Linked DNA regions of Homo sapiens: all the other regions are linked to region 4. A link is a contact called in ENCODE Hi-C or POLR2A ChIA-PET data. All regions are on one chromosome and are shown on one strand. Each heading gives the region's core, a stretch centred on a gene start or an enhancer-like site at or near the end of the contact. The rest is flanking DNA. Distances are from core to core; before and after follow the strand shown.

What was found. A loop is a pair of places that touch in the nucleus more often than their neighbours do. ChIA-PET counts read pairs that join two places held with the same protein, here RNA polymerase II (POLR2A). Pooled maps may share reads with other maps.
Region 1: a pooled map shows a loop between it and region 4 (3-fold over the local background). The contact joins the promoter of ABHD15 here to the promoter of EVI2B in region 4. A Hi-C loop is called at or near these places in 4 of 50 pooled maps.
Region 2: a loop to region 4 is called in a pooled map, with 5 times the contacts of the local background. The contact joins the promoter of NSRP1 here to the promoter of EVI2B in region 4. A Hi-C loop is called at or near these places in 6 of 50 pooled maps.
Region 3: a pooled map shows a loop between it and region 4 (5-fold over the local background). The contact joins the enhancer-like site here to the promoter of EVI2B in region 4. A Hi-C loop is called at or near these places in 2 of 37 single-sample maps with no recorded cell type and 6 of 50 pooled maps. POLR2A ChIA-PET finds 5 or more read pairs at or near these places in 4 of 52 experiments (AG04450, activated B cell, activated T-cell and 1 more).

The regions. Positions count from the first base shown.
Region 1 is chr17:29,565,768-29,568,467 of GRCh38, forward strand. ABHD15 (abhydrolase domain containing 15) reads right to left here and starts at 1,270. Exons shown (of 2, transcript NM_198147.3): 1 at 319-1,270. The coding sequence starts at 1,199. It also overlaps a transcript of TP53I13 not described here. RefSeq lists enhancers at 211-320, 2,341-2,390 and silencers at 841-1,460, 1,551-1,810.
Region 2 is chr17:30,115,466-30,118,353 of GRCh38, forward strand. NSRP1 (nuclear speckle splicing regulatory protein 1) reads left to right here and starts at 1,351. Exons shown (of 7, transcript NM_032141.4): 1 at 1,351-1,398; 2 at 2,615-2,708. The coding sequence starts at 1,379. MIR423 (microRNA 423) reads left to right here and starts at 1,614; the gene lies at 1,614-1,707. It overlaps MIR3184 (microRNA 3184), which reads right to left and starts at 1,695; the gene lies at 1,621-1,695. RefSeq lists enhancers at 862-2,061, 1,094-1,213, 1,234-1,333, 1,364-1,463 and silencers at 1,176-1,777, 1,714-1,783.
Region 3 is chr17:32,514,176-32,517,103 of GRCh38, forward strand. All of the region lies in intron 21 of MYO1D (myosin ID), which reads right to left. The region is part of intron 1 of LOC105371734 (a long non-coding RNA gene); the gene reads right to left. Among named protein-coding and RNA genes, the nearest start is that of CDK5R1, 29 kb to the left of the region's middle. RefSeq lists enhancers at 1,139-1,188, 2,069-2,238, 2,309-2,358. Within about 2 kb of position 1,641, at least 5 of the 41 ENCODE cell types and tissues checked have a DNase peak (open chromatin) inside an H3K27ac peak, as active enhancers do.
Region 4 is chr17:31,312,717-31,315,416 of GRCh38, forward strand. It overlaps EVI2B (ecotropic viral integration site 2B), which reads right to left and starts at 1,338. Exons shown (of 2, transcript NM_006495.4): 1 at 1,263-1,338. The region is part of intron 36 of NF1 (neurofibromin 1); the gene reads left to right.

The DNA of each region.
Region 1 (2,700 bases), core at 20-2,519, 1.7 Mb before region 4:
TGTCAGGTATCTCTGCTGTCGTGGGCCAGGTGCTCAGATTGCTAGGATACAGCAGGGGGTGCCGAGATGAGGCAAGGGGCCGGGTTAGGAGTCCCTGCTCTAGCACAGCGATACTAGCTGAGTCCATCGATGACCTTTAAACCCGCTTCCCCGGTTCTGTCTAGATTACAGGGTTTGGAAGGCTTTGGAAGATGTGTTCAGAGAACTTTGCCCAAACTGGCCCACGCCTGTTCCAATGCTATGCATAGCTGTTTCTGATTCTTAGCCAGCTCAGGCCCTCTATTCTTTCCATGCTGGTCTGCGGCCTCCGTTACCCACCTGCTGAGGGCGATCTTCTGGTGGAGCAGAAAGCCCCGCTCGTAGGGCCAGGGCAGGCCGGCCTCGAACCACTCTCGGCAGCGCAGCACGGGCGAGATGCAGGCGGCGCCTGTCACGTAGCTGGAGGAGCCGCACTCGCCCAGGTAGGACAGGAGCAGCGCCGAGCCCGAGCCTTCGCTCACCGCGAACAGCGGCGCCGCCGGGTGTCGGAAGCGGATGTATGTGACCGCCTCCTTGAGGTCGGACGGGTCCCCGAAAGGCTGCAGCCGGGGGCTGACCAGTGGGCAACCGTGGTGGCCGCGGCGATGGAAGATGACCGGGTAGTAGCCGCGCTCCAGGGCGAGCAAGCAAAGGCCGAGCACGTTGCGGGTGAGGCGACCCCACGCATTGGGGATCACCAGAAGCACCGCAGGAAGGCCCCCGGCGCTGGTGATCCGGCGGCCCCGAACACAAGGTCCTACCACCCAGTCCAGGGCCACTAGCCCATCGTCCGCCAACTGCAGGTACTCCCGGGCCAGCTCAGGCCCAGGCGCTACGGGCAGGACGAAGTGGCAGAGGGTCTGCAGGTGGGGCCCGGAGAACCAGGAGCGCGGGCCGGCCTCCAGCGCCTCTGAGCGCCGCAGGGCGCGCAGCAGGCACTGGGCCAGGGCCGACGGCTTGCAAACAAGGCTGCACCCTCCCGGCAGTGGCTCGCGCCCGTCGCTGAACTGGTCCGCCGGGCCTCCGCCGTCCGCCTCCTCCCCGTCGTCTCGGTCTTGGGCCCCCGGCAGGGTCCTCTCTCCGACGGCGCGCCCCCAGGGTCCCCGGAGCCGCGGGCCGAGCAGGCCGAGAAGGGCGAGCACGGCCAAGATGAGCGCGAGGGCGGCGCCCCACGGCGGCATGGCGAAGCTGGAGAGCCCCGGCGGGCAGCGGGCGGCGGGGCCGTCTACTCGGCGAGCTCCGCGCTTTGCCCGCGGCTCCGCCCGCCGGCGGCGGCTGCCCAGGGCCCTCCCGCGCGGGCGCGCTCTGGATTGGCCGTGGCCGGGCAGAGGCAGCCAGTTCGGGCCCGGCTGCCCTCGCCCGCCCCCCACCCCCGCCCCGGCCCTTTGTACAGCAATTGCAACAAGTGGGAGCAGAGGGTGAGAGGAGCCGGGGCCACCAGGGAGGGAGGGCGCGCCGGCAGCCGGAAGGGAGTGGGGAGGGCACGAGCCGGGGAGAGCGGTGTTGGCCATGGAGACGTGGGGAGACTGGAGGCCGAGGCTTGGGGACCCGACTGTCATCAGGGTCTTCCGCCAGACCCTGGGCGCTGCGCCCTCAGAGGCCGATGAAAAGAAGCAGAAGGGAGAGGTGAGTAAGTCGCAGCTCCGGGCGCCGGCTCCCGGGACCCCGTGGGGCGGCGGCCGCGCGCGCGCTCTGCCCTCGGGCGGCCCTGCTCTCCCCCGCCCGGCCCCGCAACCCCGCAATAACTTGGCTGGGCGGGGTCCGGCACTGGGCTAGAGAGGTCGAGCGCGGCGTCTTGAGCCGCTGGCGGGAGGCTGCTGCTTCCCCGCCTGCATCAGTGCGGGTCCCGTGGACTCCTCGCCCCCGTCCCCGCGAGCTCGGGGCTCCACATCAAGGAAATCCTCAGCCCGGGAGTGGCTTCCCCAGAAACAGCAGCCCCAAGCCTCCGAGAGTCAGTCGGAGAAAAGGACACACTCAGGCGCCCTGCGACAGGGATGCCCGTCCGACCTACAAGGAACGCCTCGTAAACCGGGGTGCATGGGAGACCACGGAAATAACACGTTCTCGCTGTTTCCAAGCTTTGGGATAGGCATCTCGACCCTCGCTCTCTACCCACGTTTCCCCCCCAAATCCTGGAGAGGGAACCAGAACCAGCGCCCCGCTGCGGGGCGGGCCGGCCAGCGCACCTCCTGGGGGTGAGGCCTGTGGCGTCCCCATCTCGCGGCGACCAATCTCTTTCTAGACGCGCGCCTGCCACCGCTGGGCGACGGCGGAGGTGGGGAAGACAGCAGCCTCTCGGCTAGCTCCGGCCTCCCGGGGCTTCTGGGTTTGGAGAGTTTGGGGAGCGGAGACACCTCCCGAGGCTCCTCCGCGTTGGACCCTATTTGCGAGGGCGGGAGCGGGGTGGGCCGACGGCGAAGCTCCAGAGGTGGGACCCTCTCCCTTCAGCAGCTCTTCCTGACTTCATGATTCTGCCCCTCTTCTCATTGCAGGTCACACCGACAAATCTGAAGCGGGTTTGCCAGGGGAGTGTACCCGTCTCCCCAGCCTGGGCCACCCGGTCCACAGGGATTCCATTTCCGGCCTTACACTCCGCTCCACGATCTCATCCAGGCGCTGCAGCTGTGCAGCTGCTCTACAGACTGCAGGGACCTGCTGAGACGAATCCCCGGACGAGGAAAG
Region 2 (2,888 bases), core at 101-2,600, 1.2 Mb before region 4:
ACAAACTGATAGAATTGAAAGGAGAAGCAAATTCGCAATTATAGTTGGAGATTTCAACATCCTTATCTCAGTAATTGATCTCTTTGGCTGCTCTGAGACTAGCTGGGAATGAACCAAGAGTGAATGAGTGCACAGATGTGGGCAGAGTTTTCAAAAAGGTATCATATATGGGCCAGGCACGGTGGCTCACGCCTGTAATCCCAGCACTTTGGGAGGCTGAGGCGGGTGGGTCACATGAGGTCAGGAGTTTGAGACCAGCCTGGCCAACATGGTGAAACCCCGCCTCTACTAAAAAAATACAAAAATTAGCCAGGCATGGTGGCGGACGCCTGTAATCTCAGCTACTCAGGAGGCTGAGGCAGGAGAATCGCCTGAACCTGGGAGGCGGAGGTTGCAGTGAGCCAAGATTATGCCACTGCACTCCAGCCTGGGCGACAAGAGCGAGACTACGTCTCAAAAAAAAAAAAAAAAAAAAAAAAGTATCATATATGATCCTGATTCCTATACCCAATGGCCCGTGAACAGTATTATTAATAATTTTGGTCCTTGGGCCGGGCGCGGTGGCTCATGCCTGTAATCCCAGCAATTTGGGAGGCCGAGTCGGGCGGATCACCCGAGGTCGGGAGTTCGAGACCAGCCTGACCAACATGGAGAAACCCCGTCTCTACTAAAAATACAAACTTAGCCGGGCGTGGTGGCACATGCCTGTAATCCCAGCTACTCGGGAGGCTGAGGCAGGAGAATCGCTTGAACCCGGGAGGCGGAGGTTGAGGTAACCGAGTTCGCGCCTTTGCACTCTAGCCTGGGCAACAAGAGCGAAACTCCGTCTCAAAAAAAAAATTTTTTTTTTAATAATAATTTTGGTCCTATGTAAGGTATTATTAATACACAGATTTTCATTTTTCGCCTAATTATCCTGAACCAGTTAAAGTGAACACTTGGAAGGGGGTAGGGGGAATATCGATAGCCATGGCAGTGGTTTTCAAACTTTATCAGAATTACCCGCTGGTTAAAATTCAGATAACTCGCTTCACTCCAAAGTTTCTGATTCTGCAGGTTTGGGGTAGGGCCCGAGAATTTGTCATTTTAACAGTATCTCCGGTGTTGCTGATGCCGCTGGTCCCAGAACCACACACTGCGAACAACTGGCCTAGAACGTTGTCATTCCTTTCTCCTACAGATTTTGAGGCAGCCGGTGGGCTCCGAAACAAAACAGAGGTCACTGGATCCGATTCCCAGTACCATAGAAGTGACTCAAACCAGCGATTCAACCGACAAGCAGGATCCGGGCCACCCAAAGCCGCGCGAGAGTTTACGTGACGACATCGGCGTCAGCGTCACGGAGGCGTCGGCCACGTTCAGCGGACACGGGAGCAAGATGGCGATTCCGGGCAGGCAGTGAGTGATCCGGGAGTTAGGGTCAGGCTGGGGGATGAGAAACTACGGCGACTGTATCTTTGGCCGAGGAGTTTTAAATGCGCTGGAAGTGAAGGGACTGTGTCGTCAAGGGTAGAGACGGGAAAAAACGAGAAGTCCTGAGGAACATAGATTCCCCTCCCCCGTACATTTTCCCGGATGGAAGCCCGAAGTTTGAGGGAGAAACTTGTGAGGAAATAAAGGAAGTTAGGCTGAGGGGCAGAGAGCGAGACTTTTCTATTTTCCAAAAGCTCGGTCTGAGGCCCCTCAGTCTTGCTTCCTAACCCGCGCTTGAGTTTCTCCCCGCTTGGATGCTCTCAGGGGCAGTGTGAAGAGAGACAGTTCCTGGCTTCCTTAGAGGGCCTTGTTCTCCTTGGCAGAAGCTCAAGTCCTGATTCCCGCCCTTCCTTCTCGTTTTAGGAATATTGTTCTGAGAAGCCACAGAAAAAGGGTAGGCATATAGGAAATTGGGGTATACGTTGCCGCAAAAGAGACAAATACTGTACGTACTTGAAAGTTTTACCTTTGATGTGTAATCCTTACTTTTGATGCGGCCTCCCGTGATCTCCGCATCTTAAAGGCCAAAACGTGAGAAACTAAAGGAGTTGGATCTGATGGGATGGTTCTCTCAGATGCTCCGAGGCAAAGCACATGATCTTAATAAAGTGTAATGCGAACTTGCCCCATGGCTACTTGGGTTTCTCAGTTATCTTTTAAAAATTTTCGTGAGTTACACTATCCAGTCAGTTCTTAGAAACTGTGTAAGTACACAGTAGGAAAAAAAATCTAGCCATTTTCTTGACTGTTTAGACCACAAGGATAGTTGAAAGCATTTTAAAATCTTTAGTGGACATGAACTAAACTTTCCACTACACATGTTTTTTTTTTTTTTTTTTAAATGTTACTGTCACTTCGCCATCTTAAAACATTTCTGAACTTTTCATTTACTTCTCTTCTTTGATAAAAATGGTATTCGAGTTTGGCCCGTGTCCACAAATGATCACTTAGAGTAGTAATTATAGAATCTTACGGCATGTTAGAATTTTGAGATCACTGAGAAGCAAAAACAGTCTGTTACGTGTTCATAAAGCTTATGACATGTTTTGATTTGGTAGCTTCATGTGGAAGAGGTAGTAGATGTATTTGTTAACATTTAAACATAAAGGTTTAATTTCTATTTCAAAAAAAATATATGCAGGTATGGGCTTATTTTGCCAAAGAAAACACAGCAGTTGCACCCTGTTTTGCAAAAACCATCAGTGTTTGGGAATGATTCTGATGATGATGATGAGGTAAGGAAACCTATGTTTTACTCGTGCATGGTTGGAAATGTAAATTTTTTAAAAATTGAACTTGTGACTCTGATACCTTTGCCTTTGTTATTTGTCAGTACAGTGGAGTATAATTTACAGAATTGTCAAAAAGGAAGGTGTAAAGAAAGCAGCTCCACCGATTTTTTAAAGATTTTTTTC
Region 3 (2,928 bases), core at 391-2,890, 1.2 Mb after region 4:
ATTGTAGTCAGCTGAGATTGTGCCACTGCACTCCAGCCTGGGCGACAGAGCAAGACTTTGTCTCAAAAAAAAAAAAAAAAAAAAAAAAAAAAAAAATCGTAGAGACAGGGTTTTCCTATGTTGCCCTGGCTGGTCTTGAACTCCTGGGCTCAAGCCATCCTTCCACACTGGCTTCCCGAAGTGCTGGGATTACAGGTGTAAGCCACCGCGGATGCCCAAGATTTCTATCTTTTTATTCAATGTTAGTCTTTTATTTAAAAAATATTTTTCACACTATTATTTCCAGCAATCTTTATCTGAAAATGTCCAAACTTTAAAAAACACTATTCTTAGAAGCAATAGTGCAAATTATAAAGGGGAAAGGAGGGAAAGTCTAATCCTTGCTTTGCAAATAGCAGGTCACACTCTCCAAAATCGTGGTGACCTATAAAAATTTGGAAACTAGTCAATGTCCAACAACAATGGGTAAATTATAGTTAGTTTGAATCACGATGAGGGGCTGTTAGTACATCACATTGCTTGCTGAGCTTGAAAAAAGGGATTTTTCTCAGATACTGATCGTTCTTTTAGAAGTTTAGTTATAACACATCCGGGAGTCAGACATTCCAGCTGGCAGCAGCAGCAGGAAAGAGATGCGGACAGGGGCCTTCCAGGTTCCCTGTATTTCTAGGAATGTTGCTTAATCAAAAGAGGAGACAATGGAGGCATAGTGGGAAGAATACAAGGTTTGGAATCAATAGTTTAGGGTTCAAATCTAGCTGTCTGGCTCTGGGCAGTTACTTAATCCTTTTAAACTCAGTTTCCTTAACTGGGATAATGAACAGGGATAATGTTCTTTTTTCTAGAGAGTTAAAGGAGAAAATATATGCACAGTGGCTAGTGCCATGCCTGGCATCGAGTAAGTGCCCCATTAATGTTTGTTAATGGAGTAAGCGCTTGAATGGAGGAGGCTGTTAGAGTGGAATGCTGGTTAGACGAATGAAACCAGGGCTGAAAGGACCTTTGCCCAGCCTCTCAAGGCCTCTGTCCCTGACCACGGATATTCCCCTAAGAAGCAACTATGCCACCTTCCAGGGCAAAAAGGCTTGTCGATTCCAGAAGGACTTTTTAACTTGTTATTCAGTATTTTTAAATTCCCTCCTCCTGTCTTTTCTTTGACATAGAGTCTCGCCCAGTCCCCCAGCCATGGCCTACTGCAGTCTTCACCTCCTGGTGAAGTCATCTTCCTGCCTTAGCCTCCTATATAGCTGGGACCACAAGTATGTGCCTCCATGCCCGGCTAATTTTTTGATTTTTTGTAGAGACAGGGTCTCGCTTTGTTGCCCAGGCTTGTCTTAAACTCCTAGGCTCAAGCAATCCTCTTGCCTCAGCCTCCCAAAGTGTTGGTATTACAGGTGTGAGCCACTGTGCCCAGCCTTAAATCCCATTTTTAAGGACAAAGGATAATGCTTTCTTCTTGGGGCTGACGACATAGTTCTTTTTGGATATTTTCCATCACACTGTCACTGAACCTTGCTCCCATCCAGGCAACTATAATCCACAGTGAAGAATATTTGATTAAGTAGCAGGTGGTGGGGGATTTTTGTTCTGAGGGGAATTCAAAGAAGTTAAAACAGAGGCAGCTATCTCATAAACCAAGCCCAGAACACGGAGATGAAAAGAAACAAATTGCCCACTTTCTACCACCTGTTTGAGAACAGAAAGATTTACACTCACTTATGTCAGCTAAAAAAATGTACCCTTGTCTCATTGCGGTAAAAGAGCCTCCACTGCTCAGATGCTTCTGATGGAAAGTCTACCCCCTGCTCCGATACACACTTTCATGCTGGTAATGACAGAGGCAAAGCAGGCCTTTCTATCAATATGTTCTGCACACTTCCTAGCAGCTTTGCTTTTTCTATTCTGCATTTGCTATTTTAAGCGAGTACATAATGCATCAATTTTCAGACTCTTACTCAATGCCATTGCTACAGAACTGAGAACTCAGTAATCTTGTCAGGCAGAGCAGAACAATATTCCAACAGATGAAACATTCCATGCAGCCTTATTTCCCTTTTCCTGGGATGGGGCATCTATTTCTGGCCTATAATGAGAGATGAACCAGTGGCCATGGTCCAGTGCCTCTTGCCCTGGAATCCCACATCACAGAAACCACTCACCATGCTGCTGCTGGTAGACACATGAAAGGCCCTGTGGGGGTCTCAAGTTCATTTGACTGCTCTCTTATTTTTTATTTTAAGTTCCCAGAAATGGGTTGTTTTGATCCAGGCTGGAGCTTGCTGGCTGGGAAAGTGTGGGTTCTCTCAGGCCACATTTCCCCTTTTCCTGCCTGCCATGAAGAGTCCCCATTTTCTCTGGAATCACCAATTGGATTTGAGAGCCCCAGAGGAACCTTTGTCTCCCTGCCCCCAGTCTCGTAGAAGATTTAAATGTGAAGTGTCTCCACATGGCTTCTTGCCAAATTTGGCTTGCCCTTGAGCGCAGACACACTTCCAATAGAAGGCCAATTGCATCTGATACCTCAGTGGGCAGTTTAGGCAAATTTCCCTGCTGTGTGTGTTTACAGCTTTAGTGGCTTCTAATACAGGCCTTATTTACTGCCTGCATTGTTACCTGGGAGAGAGAGAGCAGAATGGATCTGCTGCTACTTGCTACACCATTTGGCTTGTAAGTGGATTAAATAGACACATTTTCCCAAGATTTACTCCACATACCTGGCTGGTGTAAATGGGCTGGGCCACTTCCACCATCCTCTCCAGTTCCTGCTCCTTTTATCTTATATCCATTAACAATGGCACAACAAATTAGCGTGGGTGCATAGTGATTCCATTGGAAGGTGAACAATTCAATAAAAACGACACCACTGCTTTCTAAAGAACTAATTTATAGCATCGAAGGATTCAGCTATCCCAATGGGGACCTTGAATT
Region 4 (2,700 bases), core at 88-2,587:
TTATTTTCTGACTTCCACAGTAATTACTTAGAAGAAATCCTTCTAAGAGAAAGTCATGAATATTTATTAAGTGTTGAAATGGGATATCACCCACTATGAACATATTATTCCCTGAAATTACAAGTCTATGTAAAATACTCTTTGCAGTTTTTATTTGCCCATTTTACCCACAGCAAGCATCTTTTATGCATATTAACAATTTTCTATTGTTTATTCTATAGGTTTCTTCTATCTTATACTATGTTCTAAAGTCTCAGATAATGTGACATAAACACGTAGATGATATTAATATACGCATGCATGTTTGATTATTGACTAACATTTTTGGCTTAGTAAGCTTTTAAAATGAGCCATAATGTTTTCATGTCATCATTATTAAATATAAAATCTATATGTAAAAAATAAAGCATGTATAATAATAATAGTCAAATACCACATCTGATTTCTTTTTCTTTCTAAATTAAGTGAAAGTGACCATTCTTACTATGCAAACTAAAGGGGATACAAAAATTTTAATTTATGCATTATATTATGTACAGGAAAATTCTATAAAAAGTACATTAGAACTTTTAACAATTAATATTTTGGAGGTTATAAATTCAGTCATAGCCTGTGGAATCTAGTTCTATTTCTAACCCTTAGCTTTATCTGCCATGGCTATAGTTTCTTTTTAATTCTAAAACTAAGGTTAACAAATATGATTGTGGCTGGGAGCGGTGGCTCACTCCTGTAATCCCAGCACTTTGGGAGGCGGAGGTAAGCGGATCACCCAAGGTCAGGAGTAGGAGACCAGCCTGGGCAACATAGTGAAACCCCATCTCTACTAAAAATACAAAAAAATTAGCCAGGCGTGGTGGTGGGCGCCTGTAATCCGAGCTACTTGAGAGGCTGAAGCAGGAGAATTGCTTGAACCCAGGAGGTGGAGGTTGCAGTGAGCTGAGATCGTGCCACTGCACTCCAGCCTGGGAGACAGAGCAAGACTCTATCTCAAAAAAAAAAAAAAATATGTGTGTGTGTGTGTGTGTGTGTGTGTGTGTGTGTGAGATTAAATAAACTTAAAAGGTCTTATACAAACCTAGGTGAAAATATTTTTCTAAGGCAAGCTGAACTGAGTATTTTTTAATTCTATGCAACAAAACCACAAAAACCTGTTATAGACATCTTTAGACTATCAGAGTTTAAGTTTAAAACACTAATGACAGTTTTTAAAATAAATTTTATATAAAGCAAGATCAAACCAAATTGTGTGAAAATTTTCTTACCTCAGCTGTTAACTTCTTTTGCAGAATGCTAAATTCTTGTTCTAACTGGACATTTTGGTGATTTGGCTAAGAAAGGAAAATGGGTGGTTCAATTCAGATTTAAAATGTTCCTCTAGCAAACTGAAATAGTTTCTGTAGAAAAAGAGGAAGTTTATCAATAGCTGGTTCCGGAAGTGCAATAAACCACAAAGTGACTAAGAAATATATTACTTTAACAGAACTTATTTTGAAATACATTTTGGAGCCCTATGATTTGAGTGCTTTTAATTATGTAAATAAATATTTGAGATACTCTAGTAATATGATTATGTAAATTAAATATTTAGGATGGAGTCCCGAAGAGAAAATTACATGTTCTAAGAAGAAAAGCTGCCAGTTGGGTTATCACTTACAGTGAGATTTCTTCTCATAAGAAGTGAGTGATGTGTTCTGTTTACTTGTATGACCTTAGGCAAGACTCTGCACTTCTGAGTCACCGTTTCCTCCTCTAAAGGAATATTTTATTGGGTTATTGTGAGGATTAAATAAGATAGCATAATATAACATGTATAAATGCCTCACCAACTGCAGGTAACCAATAAATGTAATGTTATTTCCTCATAATATAAAAAGTCCAGGGTAAAAGTATAATTACATTATTTTGCAAATGACAGGATCTCATTCTTTTTTATGGCTGAATAATACTCCATTGTGTATATGTACCATATTTTCTTTATCCATTCATCTGTTTATAGACACTTAGGTTGCTTCCAAATCTTGGCTGTTGTGAATAGTGTTACAACAAAAGTGGGAGTGCAGATGTCTCTTTGTACAGTTTTCCTTTCTGTTGGGTATATACCTAGCAGTGGGATTGCTGGATCATATGATAGCTCTATTTTTAGTTTTTTGAGGAACCACCAAACTGTTCTCCATAGTGGTTTTACTGATTTACATTCCCACTAACAGCGTACGAGAGTTCCATTTTCTCCACACCCTTCCCAGCACTTGTTATTGCCTGTCTTTTGAGTATAAGCCATTTTAACTGGGGTGAGATGAGGTATCATTGTAGTTTTGATTTGCATTTCTCTCATCAGTGGTGCTGAGTACCCTTTCGTATGCCTGTTTGCCATTTGTATATTTGTAATTAAATTATTTTGACCAAATATTTTACTAGTGACTTTTGAGTTCAAGTTCTCAACTATTTATTTGATTACCCACAAAGTAGTTACTTCTCAGTGGAAAATAAAATAAATTGGGGATCATTTTTTAAATAAGAAGTTAACTAAAGTTAACTTGTTACTAAAGGGTAATGAGGGGTTGGGGAGATGGTGTTACCAGTTAATAGGTACAAAAAACAATAGAAAGAATGAATAAGACCTATTTGATAGCACAACAGAGTGACTGTCATTAATACCATAATTATACATTTTAAAATAACTAAAAGTGTAATTGGATCCTT